Regions from separate parts of the Mus musculus genome. Here region 1 is linked to region 2. Evidence: chromatin contacts called from ENCODE Hi-C or POLR2A ChIA-PET data. All regions are on one chromosome and are shown on one strand. Each heading gives the region's core, a stretch centred on a gene start or an enhancer-like site at or near the end of the contact. The rest is flanking DNA. Distances are from core to core; before and after follow the strand shown. Region 1 holds the start of Serinc5 (serine incorporator 5). Region 2 holds the start of Msh3 (mutS homolog 3).

Region 1 (5,537 bases), core at 212-2,711, 260 kb before region 2:
AGAAGGGCTGATGGCCCCAAATACATGCAATTACTTACTATACAATGAAAAGGGTTGCATCAAATTGAAGAGTATCACAAAACAACCAGAAAAATGGACTTGGAGGTGCTGCTCAAAGAGCACTTGCCTAGAACTTACAGCACCAGCAAAGAGAGAGAGAGAGAGAGAGAGAGAGAGAGAGAGAGAGAGAATGAATATTTGCAATTTTCTGAAAACAATCTTTTCTGCCCCTCTTGGTCTAAAAAGCCTGAATGGGTCATATTCCTTCGTCCTTCCTTTCCAGACATTGAGGGGACGGGCATCATTTTACTCAAACCAAAAAGCCCCACTTTCCTCATTTCTGAAAAATGCCAGCTTGACATACAGGGCCACCTCTAAGAGGACAGGACTACTATAGGCCACTAAACCTGATGGGTCCAGAGACACAGCTTAACCCCCTACAGCACGTACAGCTGGCTCCCATTGTCCTGACGTTCAAAGTAAACAAGACCAGTCCTGCACCTGAATGCCCACCCACCGCGATCAGATTCGAGGTTTTGTTTTTGTTTTTTATAACCCCTTAAAACCTAACAAAAAGACAACATGGGAGAAAGACATCCAGATGGCTTTACCTAGTTCGCTGTTGTTTTTCTAACCCTGCAGGAAAAAAAAGGGAAATTAGCATTAAAGGGCTAAAACCTAATAATTCTCTCCAGTTAGGAGCCTCCTATGGCTTGGATATCGTGAATTTAACTGGCAAGATTACAAAACAGGTTCCAGCAAGATGAGTTGCAAAGAAGGGAGCGAAGGCTCGTGCCCAGTCAGGGTTGGGTAGGGTCCGGTCGGTAAACCCATAAAGCAGGGCTGAGCCTTCCCTGTGCCTAGACTTGTGTCCGGGAGTTTGCAAATCGGATATCCAGACGTTCTCGTGAATACAGAGCCCCATGTTCTAGACCTGGAGATGCCAAACGCGGCCGCCCTGCTCGGACTGACCAGTTGTGCTCGGAGTACAGAAACAGAGATCTTGTCCAACCCCACGTTTTTCCTGGATTTATCCCACAGGCAGTGCAGTGGCAGGAGAGCTACGGAACTCAGAGCCACTACTCGAGGCTTCGACCGGAGGTGACACGTCCTGGGAACCGATGGGATCCTCAGCTCCAGACCCGCTCGCCCTGCCAGCCCGGAATCCCGGAGGCCGAACACCGAGGTCGCTGGGGTTGCCTCTCGGGCTTCCCCGCGTCCCTTCCCGCCCACAGGGTTTCCAGAACTCGAGCTTGGCTCGCGTCGGTGTCCGCGATTCTGATAACCCGCGCGGCAGCCCGCCTCGCTCACCTGGCCAGCACAGCACCGGGCAGACATCACCGCGGCCGACGACCTCGCCTCGGGGACGCTGCCCGCTGGGCCCGTCACTCGGGCCCTCTCGGCTTGGTCCGCGAGCGCGCGACTGAAGAAGCTCGTCTTGCTTCCTATCCCCGAGCCCAGCAGCCCAGCTGAGAGCCCCGTACCCTGGCCCGAAAACAACCGCCGCCAAGCCCCGCCCCACAGGCTCCGCCCTAAGACCGCCCCGAGTGTAGGTTCCGCCCCATATCCTAGGCCCCGCCCCTTGAGCGGCCCGGCGGATGGCTATGGCCCCGCCCCTTTCCGGGCAGCACAGTGGGCTTCTTCCTCTCTGGCACTTCCGCCGGAGTTAGACCAAGGGAATGCAGTCTTTACAAGCTCTCGGGTTTTACTGACCCGCCGGGTTTCGCGGCGCTCCTCCGCCCCGGATCCAGTAAACTAGATCCGCTTGCCTTTGGTAGTTAAAACCGTAGCCCTAGAGGAAGACTCCCTCCCGAATGCCCTGCGCTGGTCCCTCCACGAGGGCGCCACTGGTATGGGACTGCGATCGCCTTACTCCTCAGGCATCTACCAGATCCACGTTCGGGAAACCCCTCTGTTCCCGCACCCCCTCAGATGCCAGGTCTCCCCAGGCGCCTAGCTGTTCCACCTGCTGTTCCCGCGGAACTCTGACCGAGAGTCGATCTGGGAACCTAGGTTGGGGTCCTAGTTGCCTCTCAGCTGACCCACGTTGAAAGGAGGATTCCAACATTTGCTTGTTGGATGCCAAGGGAGTGCCAAGTTTTGCTCTCTACCTGAATCTCTTCTCACGGTTACTTCAAATGTAAAACCATTTCTGTTAGTATGATTTTTACACCAATGCCTTTTTGGTTGGAAGAGTATTTCAGATAAACATTGCTGTACCCGTGTGAGGAAAGTGACAGCGGATAAGTAACTTGAATAGCTTGCCTAAAGCCTTGGGAAGTGAAAACGCCTAGCTGACAATCCTAGCCTAGCGTCTGATCCTCAGGCACAAAACCCAGGACTTGACCTTCCCTGGACAGAGCCTTTGCCTATAGTGTCTTGGGAACTTTAGGAGATAGAAACTAAAAAAAACTGTTTTTGATAATCCGTGCTTTAGTTATTACCAACGCTGAATCTTCTGGCGTCTTAGATCCAGGAGTTTAGAGTAACACACACAACCGAGCCCTACTTGGCGGTTAAGAAAAGTTATGAAGACAGTGGCTGTAACTAAAAATAAGAAGGTGTGGGAGGAGCAACCTGCTGGGTGGCAGCCTGTAACTCAGAGCCAGGACCTCCGCAGGGCTTCACAGCGAGCTCCATTGTTTGCTGCAGGGCGGTCACTAGACTTAGAACTTCAGCCCCTGGGGAAACCGGTCTGACACCAAGAGTTTGTCTTTGTGGGAACCGACCAAGAGGTGGGGGAGGGGGGTAAACTGTCCAAACCTTTGAGCTGGAACTTACCCACTCTTTTAGGAGACCCCTCACCCAGTGTCCCAGTGTCACTGGATTAGGATCAGAGACCTCGTAGTGGACTCCTGTTTTGCTTTTGTTTGTTTGCCAGCCCTATGCAAGCACTAGCTTGAGGGTTTCTGAGTACTGATGTCACTATCCTAGAGAGAGCATGCCTCTTAAAGACCTGGAGAGATAGGGCGTGGAACTCCTTTGTACAGAACTTCCCAGCATGCATGAGTTCCTTCCCCAACATGCCAAAAATAATAAATAGTTTGTGGACATGTCAAATGTACACTAAGATACCCCCCCCCAAAAAAAAAAAGTTAGCAAAAGCCTTAACTTCCAGAGTCAGGAAGTTGCAAATTCTTAGCTTCCCTAAGAACAGGCTGGATAACATGGCCTCTTTGAAGCTCTGGCTTAACCATCACTTGTATTCATGCGGGTGTTTAAATGAAATGAAAAAAAAAAGTGATTTGTGATTTTTGTCTTCTGGCCTCAGCCCCTTCAAGAGTTGTGCGGACTGTGGTGCAAACATGTGGCATGTCACGTACAGCCAGCTTTACTGTTTGTGCTTGAGGTAGGATGCTTGCCTGGTGTGCACTCAAGTTTTCTGAAGATGCTATGTGGTGCCTCTTTCTTAGCACAGTAGTGTTGAAGTCTGGCAGACTAGATGGACCTTCATGATTTTGCAAAGATGGAATATTGTAGATTGAAAAATCAAAGTTATCTTTGGCTTGTTGGACCCCAAATATGGGGACCCCCACTCTAGTCCAGGGACAGGAAGCACCCACGAACACAAGAATCCTCTCTTGTTGTAACACGCACGAGGTTTTATTGGCAGAGCTCTGGGCCGACACGTACCTCACACAGGAGGCAGGGGAGTCGATCCTGGGGCTCGGAAGCTAGGGGTTTTTAAAGAAGCAAAGGGTTAGGAGTATGAGGAATTTTGACAAAGGTACGGGATTGGTTCATTCAAACAATAACAGAAAGATTACAGGTCAGCAAGAAGGGGCATCAGGGCTTTGTTCCTGTGGGCTGGGAGCTTATCTTTGTTCACATAACAACCAGTTGATGTATGGCTTTACCTGGCACCAAGGGGTAATAGACAGAGGGGAGGTTATGGCCAGGTGGTGTTGACTCAGACAAGATAGCCCTGCTTGTCCTCGGATTGAGGGGAGGTTCCGGCCAGATGGTGTCAACCCAGATAATGTAGCCCTATTTGTCCTTGAATACCTTTTCATCTTTACAGCCAAGATGTTCTTAGGAATGCCTTAACAACAGCCCTGCCCTGGCATGCCTGGGGTCTGTTCTGCTTTGTTCTCAGTCCCAGGCCAGGCCGTGGGCTCTTAAACTCACAAGTTACAATATTTCATCTTCCCTCAGGCTGACTTTCGTCCTCTTACTAACCACTTTCTGCCCACCTCCAGTATCATACTATTAAGTAAAGCTTTTGTAATGTATTGCTTGTCAGAGCACTAGCTTCTAACCATAAGTGTAAGTGTTTTGAACACATCTGAAACCTGTAGCTACTTCCCCACTACTACTGTATCCCTCTCAGATAATAGCCTCACCAAAGTGGCTGGTAAATACATTGTTACGAGTTTCTTTTGTTCTGAGACTATCAAAGTTCAAGTGCCCTCATCTGCAGTAGAATGTCATTCAAGCCAACCTGAAACTATGTCCCAGGCCATGGGTATTTGTATTTGGCTCAGAATAAACTAGCTCTTGTTCCCTTGAGAATCAGAGCTGTTTCACATCAGCGTTAACAGGCTCTAAGTTCCAAGTTCCATTCCCAGAAATATAAAAAGAAACCCCATCAACAGAGAAGAATCATGTAATGGTTTGGAGTGCATGTTTAACACAGCATAAGAACCTATAGCATCTGAGAGTGATACAGCACTTGCCTAGCCTACCGGAAGCCCTGGGTCCAGCAATACCAAAGCCAGCTTCGTGGCTGCTGAAGTTATTAAGGCTTTCATGAAGCTCAAGGAGATCAACCCCCAGCCTCTGCTGCATATTCAAGGGGACTTGCTTCTGTCAATCACGTCAAAGCTCAGACAGCCAAAGTTCAAGGCCAGTTCTCTAGCCAAGGTGGATAGCAAGTTTGGTTCCACATCCAGCCTAGCTCTGCCTTTAGCTCAAACTCCCCACCGTACCCAACTCCTGCAGTCTCCTTAATATAGACCCCCGTGCTAAAGGACTGGCCTGATCTGTGGACTGCCTCTGGCTTTTTGTTTGCTGCTTATACAAAGAAACTCTACACAGGATTGTCATCAAGAAAAAGGAAAGAAAATCTGTGTGCACTCTTCCTCAAACTTTGATAAAAGATCTTAAATAACTATAACTGTGGCCAGATTTGGAGGTATCTTCCCGTCCCCACTCTGAGGACTTGTCTTGTTAGAAGCACCCTTGATATTTATGGTTCACTAACAAGAGTAGAGGTACTGCTAGTAGACCAACAGAAACAGTGGCACCTTTTTATTTTTTATTTTTTATTTTTAACTAGTCTGCATACTTTTTGGATGGAGACATGGTGTTCCTAACTTGAAGGTCGTTGTAGAGTCAGGGCCCCTTTGATGTGGCTCTTTCAGAAACAAGCAATAACAGATTTATTTTAGTAAGATTGTAGTTCTTGGCAGACCAGGTAAAGTAGTCTCCCCACAAAAATTTTCTTAAATTAACTAAACTAGCTTTAATTTCTACAATATAATTATATATAAAACTATAAATAAGTAGCCTATAATTTGTTTTTTTCTCTCTTGAAC
Region 2 (5,671 bases), core at 934-3,433:
ACACAGGGTTATTAATAACAAGTAGAACATGACTTAGGGAAGGAGAAGGGGACTCAGGGGGAGTGAGAAGGTAAATGGATACAACCAACATAAACTGGGTAAAAATATAAAGCTTTTATATTTTTGTGTAACCCATATGCACAGGCCAGGCAGTGTGACTGGGTGTCTTTATCTATCTTCTTGAGACAAGTTTTCTCACTGAACCTGGAGCCCACAAATTGGCTACAGAGCAAGCCCCAGAGATCTTTCTGTCTGTGCCTCCCTAATGCTGGTATTACAAATGTGCCACTGTGTCCAGCTTTTTATTCGGGTAGTAGGATTTGAACTCAGAGTAGACTGTGTTAAGATGGCATCTGCAGCTCTTCTTTGGCACTGCCTACAAGGTGGCTGCCATCTGTTTTGCTGCATCATGGCTGTTCGCCGGCCTCTGGTGAAGCCCAAGATCATCAAAAAGAGGACCAAGAAGTTCATCAGACACCAGTCAGACTGATACGTGAAAATTAAGGGAAACTGGAAACCCAGAGGCACTGACAGCGGGGTACAGAGAAGATTCAAGGGCCAGATCCTGATGACCAACATTGGTTACAGGAACAACAAGAAAGCCAAGCACATGCTGCCTAGCGGCTCTAGAACTTTCTGGTCCACAATGGCAAGGAGCTGGAGGTGCAGCTGATGTGTAACAAATCTTGCTGTGCTGAGATTGCTCACAGTGTGCCCTCTAAGAACTGAGGAGTCATCGTAGAAAGAGCAGCACAGCTGGCCATCAGACTCATTAATCCCAACGCCAGGCTACTCAGTAGAGAACATGAATAGGTGGCTTGTGTGCATGTTTTGTGCCACGCCCCCAAGATGGCATTTGTCAACCTGTCTACACAGTGACCTACTATGTTCTCTACTAATGTTCAACATCTACACTGCTGACTTCTTTTTCCCATCAGCTCTGCCCTCCTCTCCTACAATGATAAGCAATAAGCAAACATGTCTGTTAGGAAGAATTACAGCGAATGTCCTTACAATCACAAGTAATGGGAAACTGCCTTATAATTATTGCACACCACTCCCCATTCTTTTAAAGTCAGTCACCCAGACTGCCTCACTGAAGACCACAGCCTTCATCCCACCGTGTCTTCCTAAAGCCAACAGATTTAAATTATTTTTAGCCTCTTCTCCCCTGCATTTTTCTCCATTTACTCAAGTCTTCTGTCTTTCAGTAACAATTCTAAATACCGGCTCAGGTCTCTATTCAAAGTGCTAAATTTTGCTGCCGATTCTGCCCAGTTATATTCGAGCTATATGCACTTGCTAACAAAATTTCAAACATAGAGTATTCTAAGAGGATGTTTAATAAAATCTGGGAATCGCACAAAAATTTCTAGCAAGAAACAGAGATCCCAGATTCCCAGGGGAGACTTTCTACTCATACCTCTACCATGTAAATCTTGCTTCAAGCAAACATAATTCTCATGACTTAATTACTCTACATTACCTTCCACTGAAGAGGTTGTGGTCATTCTTTGGAAGTACTTGAACTCGTTCCTGAAAGTTAGAGAAACAGTTAACCCGTCATGTATGCTCAGGCTCCATTCAGCGACGAAAGGTGCAAGTCCGGTGTGGGTGTGGGGGGTGGTGTTGCTGCCCGCTCAAGGACAGGACTTTGCTCCCGGCCAGGGAGCCTGTGAGCAAAGGCTGGCACAGCAGGGGGATCACCGCGGGAACCGGTAGCTTGGTCTCTGGCTGAGGCCGGTAGGCCTACCGCTCACGCCCGTCCCGCGCGTCCAAGCCAAGTGCATGACCCTACTCAGTGAACCGCCTCAGTTTCCCGAGCCCAGCCCGGCCAATACCTGAGCGGAGGCCAGGGTAGGTCTCCGTTCTTGCCAATCCCCATATTTTGGGACACGGCGACGATGCAGTTCAATGGTCGAACCATGATGGCAGCGGGGATAAAATCCTACCAGCCTTCACGCTAGGATTGCCGTCAAGTTTGGCGCGAAATCGCAGCCCTGAGCTGTGTACCACTTGCGCAGCTTAGGCCCCGCCCCCACCAAGGCCCGCCGCGCATCCTATTTGTGCAGCTAAGGCTCCGCCCCTACCAAGGCCCGCCGCGCATCCTATTTGTGCAGCTAAGGCCCCGCCCCCACCAAGGCCCGCCGCGCATTCTATTTGTGTAGCTAAGGCTCCGCCCCCAAGGCCGGTCCCGCACAGGTTGAGGCGTGCGCGCGCGCAGGCGCGAGAAAGTGCGGCCGCGCGCTCGCGCTCCTAGCAGGCCGGCTCTTCTGCACACTGCAATGCCCCGCGGGAAATCCGCGTCGGGAGGCTCTACTGCCGCCGGCCCAGGCCCGGGGAGGCAAACGGTTCTAAGCCGGTTCTTCAGGTCTGCGGGAAGCCTAAGATCCAGCGCGTCCTCCACGGAGCCAGCAGAGAAGGTAAAGTACGGCTCCGCGGCGCCCCTAGCGTCCACCTAGGCGAAGGCCGTCCCGGGCGGGTTCTGTCTGGGACGGGGCGGAGCTAGAGGGCGGGGTGGGGCCGGACCGCTAGGGGCGGGGTCAGGGTGGGGCGGGTGCGTAGCCGTCGTGGCCGGAAGCGGAGGCCTTATGGAGAGCTTATTAATGGTGGGTAGGGCTAAGGGGCGGGGCCAGGGAAGGCTTAAGGTGGCGGCTTCTTCTGGTCCTTGTTTTAGTTGACTTTTTTACCCGACCAGCGGTAATAGATTTGAGGTCTTGGTGCTTCCAGTCGGTAGCCGGAACCCGAGCCAGAAACTTCTATCGTGGTGAATGGCGAGGACTGGCCGGCCGGCCCAGGATGCGTTTTTTAACCTCTGTTCTTCATTCTTTCCTTTACATTTTCCCTACTGTATTGATGGTTGAAGAGGAGCTTTATTTACATATGCTTGCTTGGCTGACTAGAAGAAAGCTGTCATTAAGGCTAGTTTCTCAGAATTCAAAACCATGTGCTCTGTCTTTCTGATCCCCGTGCCAGAATATCGTTTTACTGTACAGATTTCCAGTGTAAGCATTTAGATGGATGAAGTTTCTGTACATGCTTATAGTTGGCTACTTCCTGTTGCTTGCAGCCCATCAGATAGTTCAAAGCAAAGCAAAGAGAAACAAAACCAAAACCCCATCGTGATACTGCCACAAACACAGGCCCAAGGATGTTTCCCACACTAGCTGGCAATGTGTCACACTTGTTCAGGGTGAGTTAAGGCCTCGGTCATTTCCCAGACTGAAGATGTAGAAGGTGATTGTAACGGGCATCTCCTGTATTTTACTGCAGTTGCAAATCAGTTTAAGAATCTTAACCCATTTCATTTATATTTCTTTCCAATACTGACTAATGCTCTACTCTCTCTTTTTAAGGCTTTTTTTTTATTTCTGTACATTCACTAAGATTCATTTTGCACTCACCACTGAGAGGATATTAGGCAAAAGTTTTAAGTTTTTCATAGATTATCTGCCAACAGATAGTCTCAGGACATCTTTTAATAGTGAATGGAAGCTTTGAAACAGGAAATACATTGGTCGTTTATTACTCCTCTTCCTTCTATAATTTTGCATTTTGAAAATAGATTTTTTAAAATTGATCTTGTAGAAGTATTTTATTTAACATATGAGTAGGAAAGTAGAGAATTCCACATAATTTTAGTAGAATGTGAGGTAATGAGAGACTGTTCCTGCCAGTTTCTGTCTCTGATGGCAAAAACAGTCACCCCCAACAGCCTTTTCAGAGTAAAAAGTAGAGTGGCAGGCAGGAACTTACTATCATTCTGCAGCAAGGTTAAATAACTCCAGAGACTTCAAGCTTTAGAATAGTGTTAATACACCATTTCCAACCTTCCCGATACAGGTGACAGAAGGTGACAGCAGGAAGAGGTCACTGGGAAATGGTGGGCCCACTAAGAAAAAAGCAAGGAAAGTTCCAGAGAAGGAGGAAGAAAACATCTCAGTAGCAGCTCACCACCCTGGTGAGTGCCAGAGACTAAGTATTCTCAGCTGCTGGCTTCCCCAGAAGGCAGAGGGGATCATGGGAGTGCTGAGCTTTGTTTTCCTGTGTAGGGAAGGAGCCCTGCTGCTCCTCAGCTGCTGGTTGAGAGGCTAGGCCCACAGAGGAGCTCAGTTCTCTTAGTAGTTCTTCCAACTTTCTCTTTTGTTCACTATTGCTGTATTTTTTAAAAAGTGTGTATGTGTGTTTTGCGAGTGTGTGTGTGTGTGTGTGTTGTGAGTGTAGATGCCTGCATAGGCACGAGGCATGTAATCCTCTGAGAGCTGGAGTCACAGGTGGTTATCAGCCATCTGATGTGGTTGCTGGCAATTCAGGTTCTCTGATGGAAGGGTGGTATGTGCACTAACCACTGGACAATCTCTCCTGCCATGTTATGTTTTAAATCTTGGTTATAAAGATGAAACATTTGCTAATGATCTATTTATCACATTTATTTGTGTGTGTCATAGTACATAGGTAAAAGAGGTCAGAGGACAATTTGCATGAGTTATTTCTCTCCTTACGTTGTGTGAGTTCTGGCTTTGAACTCAGCTTCTAAGACTTGTTGGTAAGCACTCTTACCTAGGAAGCTCTCTTCCAGTCCCCAATGAGCCTTTGCTGCTGTTGTTGTTGGAGACAGGGTTTCTCTATATAGCCCTGGCTATTCTGTAGACCAGGCTGGCCTCGAACTCAGAAATCCACCTGCCTTTGCCTCTTAAGTGCTGGGAGTAAAGGTGTGCGCCACCTTTCCCTGCCCCAGCGAGCCTTCTTATTATCTATCTTAACTCTTTCATGTTTGACTTCAAGAGCTGTACTGGTGAACAGAGCCTCTTCATGACCTATACCTCTAACCCTGCTCATGACCATCTTGTCTCCTGCATCTACCATTTTGACTTTTTCATCCCTTTTATTTCTGCATCCAGTCAGCTTTGGCTCTTATCATTTTCCTGGGATAGTTTATAACCAGAAATTCTGCATATTACACCTTTCCAGAGAAGTCTCTAGTCCGTGCTGAGTGGGAGAAAGGCTCTCAGAGCTTGAAGGGTGAGAAGAATGTAGGCTCAGTTTACTTTGAATCAGTTCTTTTTATTTCAGAGCTTTCCAGACTCCATGGTGGCCCCATTCTGAGACTTAAGCATTTTGTGTTGCCAATTGAATTGGCTTTTTGCTTTTCTAAGGATTGGGTGTGACTCTTGTGTACTGAATTAGTGACTATACATCAGTTCCCTGTCTAGCTTCATATACCTGGCCTGTCTGTCATTATACGCAAAGAAACAAGAAGCAGAGTTCCACTAGAGTTCTGCTTTTTAAAATTAAAATTGCACTGCTTATTCTTTTATTGTGTGTTTATTGTGTGTGTGTGTGTGTGTGTGTGTGTGCGCGCGCGCGCGCATCTGTGCATGGGAGCCATATATGTGTAGAGGTCAGAGCATAGCTCGAAGGAGTTGGCTTTCTCCCCCCATCTTGTTGTTTCTGGTCATCACAGAACATAGGTCATCAACTTGGTGACACCATTCCTGCAGAGCCATCTTGCCAGCCTCTTTGACTATACTTCTCTGTGGATTTCATCAGTGAATGAAATTATATGTATGCTTAAATGGGTCATCTTTACCTTGAACATGGTGTTCTTTATCACATTATAGCTAGGTGCATTGCTCCAATGGGAATGTCCTTCTGAAAAATTCTATGCAAG

What was found. A loop is a pair of places that touch in the nucleus more often than their neighbours do. ChIA-PET counts read pairs that join two places held with the same protein, here RNA polymerase II (POLR2A).
Region 1: a loop to region 2 is called in a map of T-helper 17 cell, with 4 times the contacts of the local background. The contact joins the promoter of Serinc5 here to the promoter of Msh3 in region 2. A Hi-C loop is called at or near these places in 2 of 37 maps with a recorded cell type or tissue (T-helper 1 cell and T-helper 17 cell). POLR2A ChIA-PET finds 5 or more read pairs at or near these places in 4 of 5 experiments (Patski and embryonic stem cell).

The regions. Positions count from the first base shown.
Region 1 is chr13:92,607,062-92,612,598 of GRCm38, reverse strand. It overlaps Serinc5 (serine incorporator 5), which reads right to left and starts at 1,461. Exons shown (of 12, transcript NM_172588.2): 1 at 1,312-1,461. The coding sequence starts at 1,338.
Region 2 is chr13:92,351,515-92,357,185 of GRCm38, reverse strand. Msh3 (mutS homolog 3) reads left to right here and starts at 2,183. Exons shown (of 24, transcript NM_010829.2): 1 at 2,183-2,423; 2 at 3,844-3,961. The coding sequence starts at 2,286. It overlaps Dhfr (dihydrofolate reductase), which reads right to left and starts at 2,403. Exons shown (of 6, transcript NM_010049.3): 1 at 1,842-2,403; 2 at 1,487-1,536. The coding sequence starts at 1,927. It also overlaps the pseudogene Gm19308.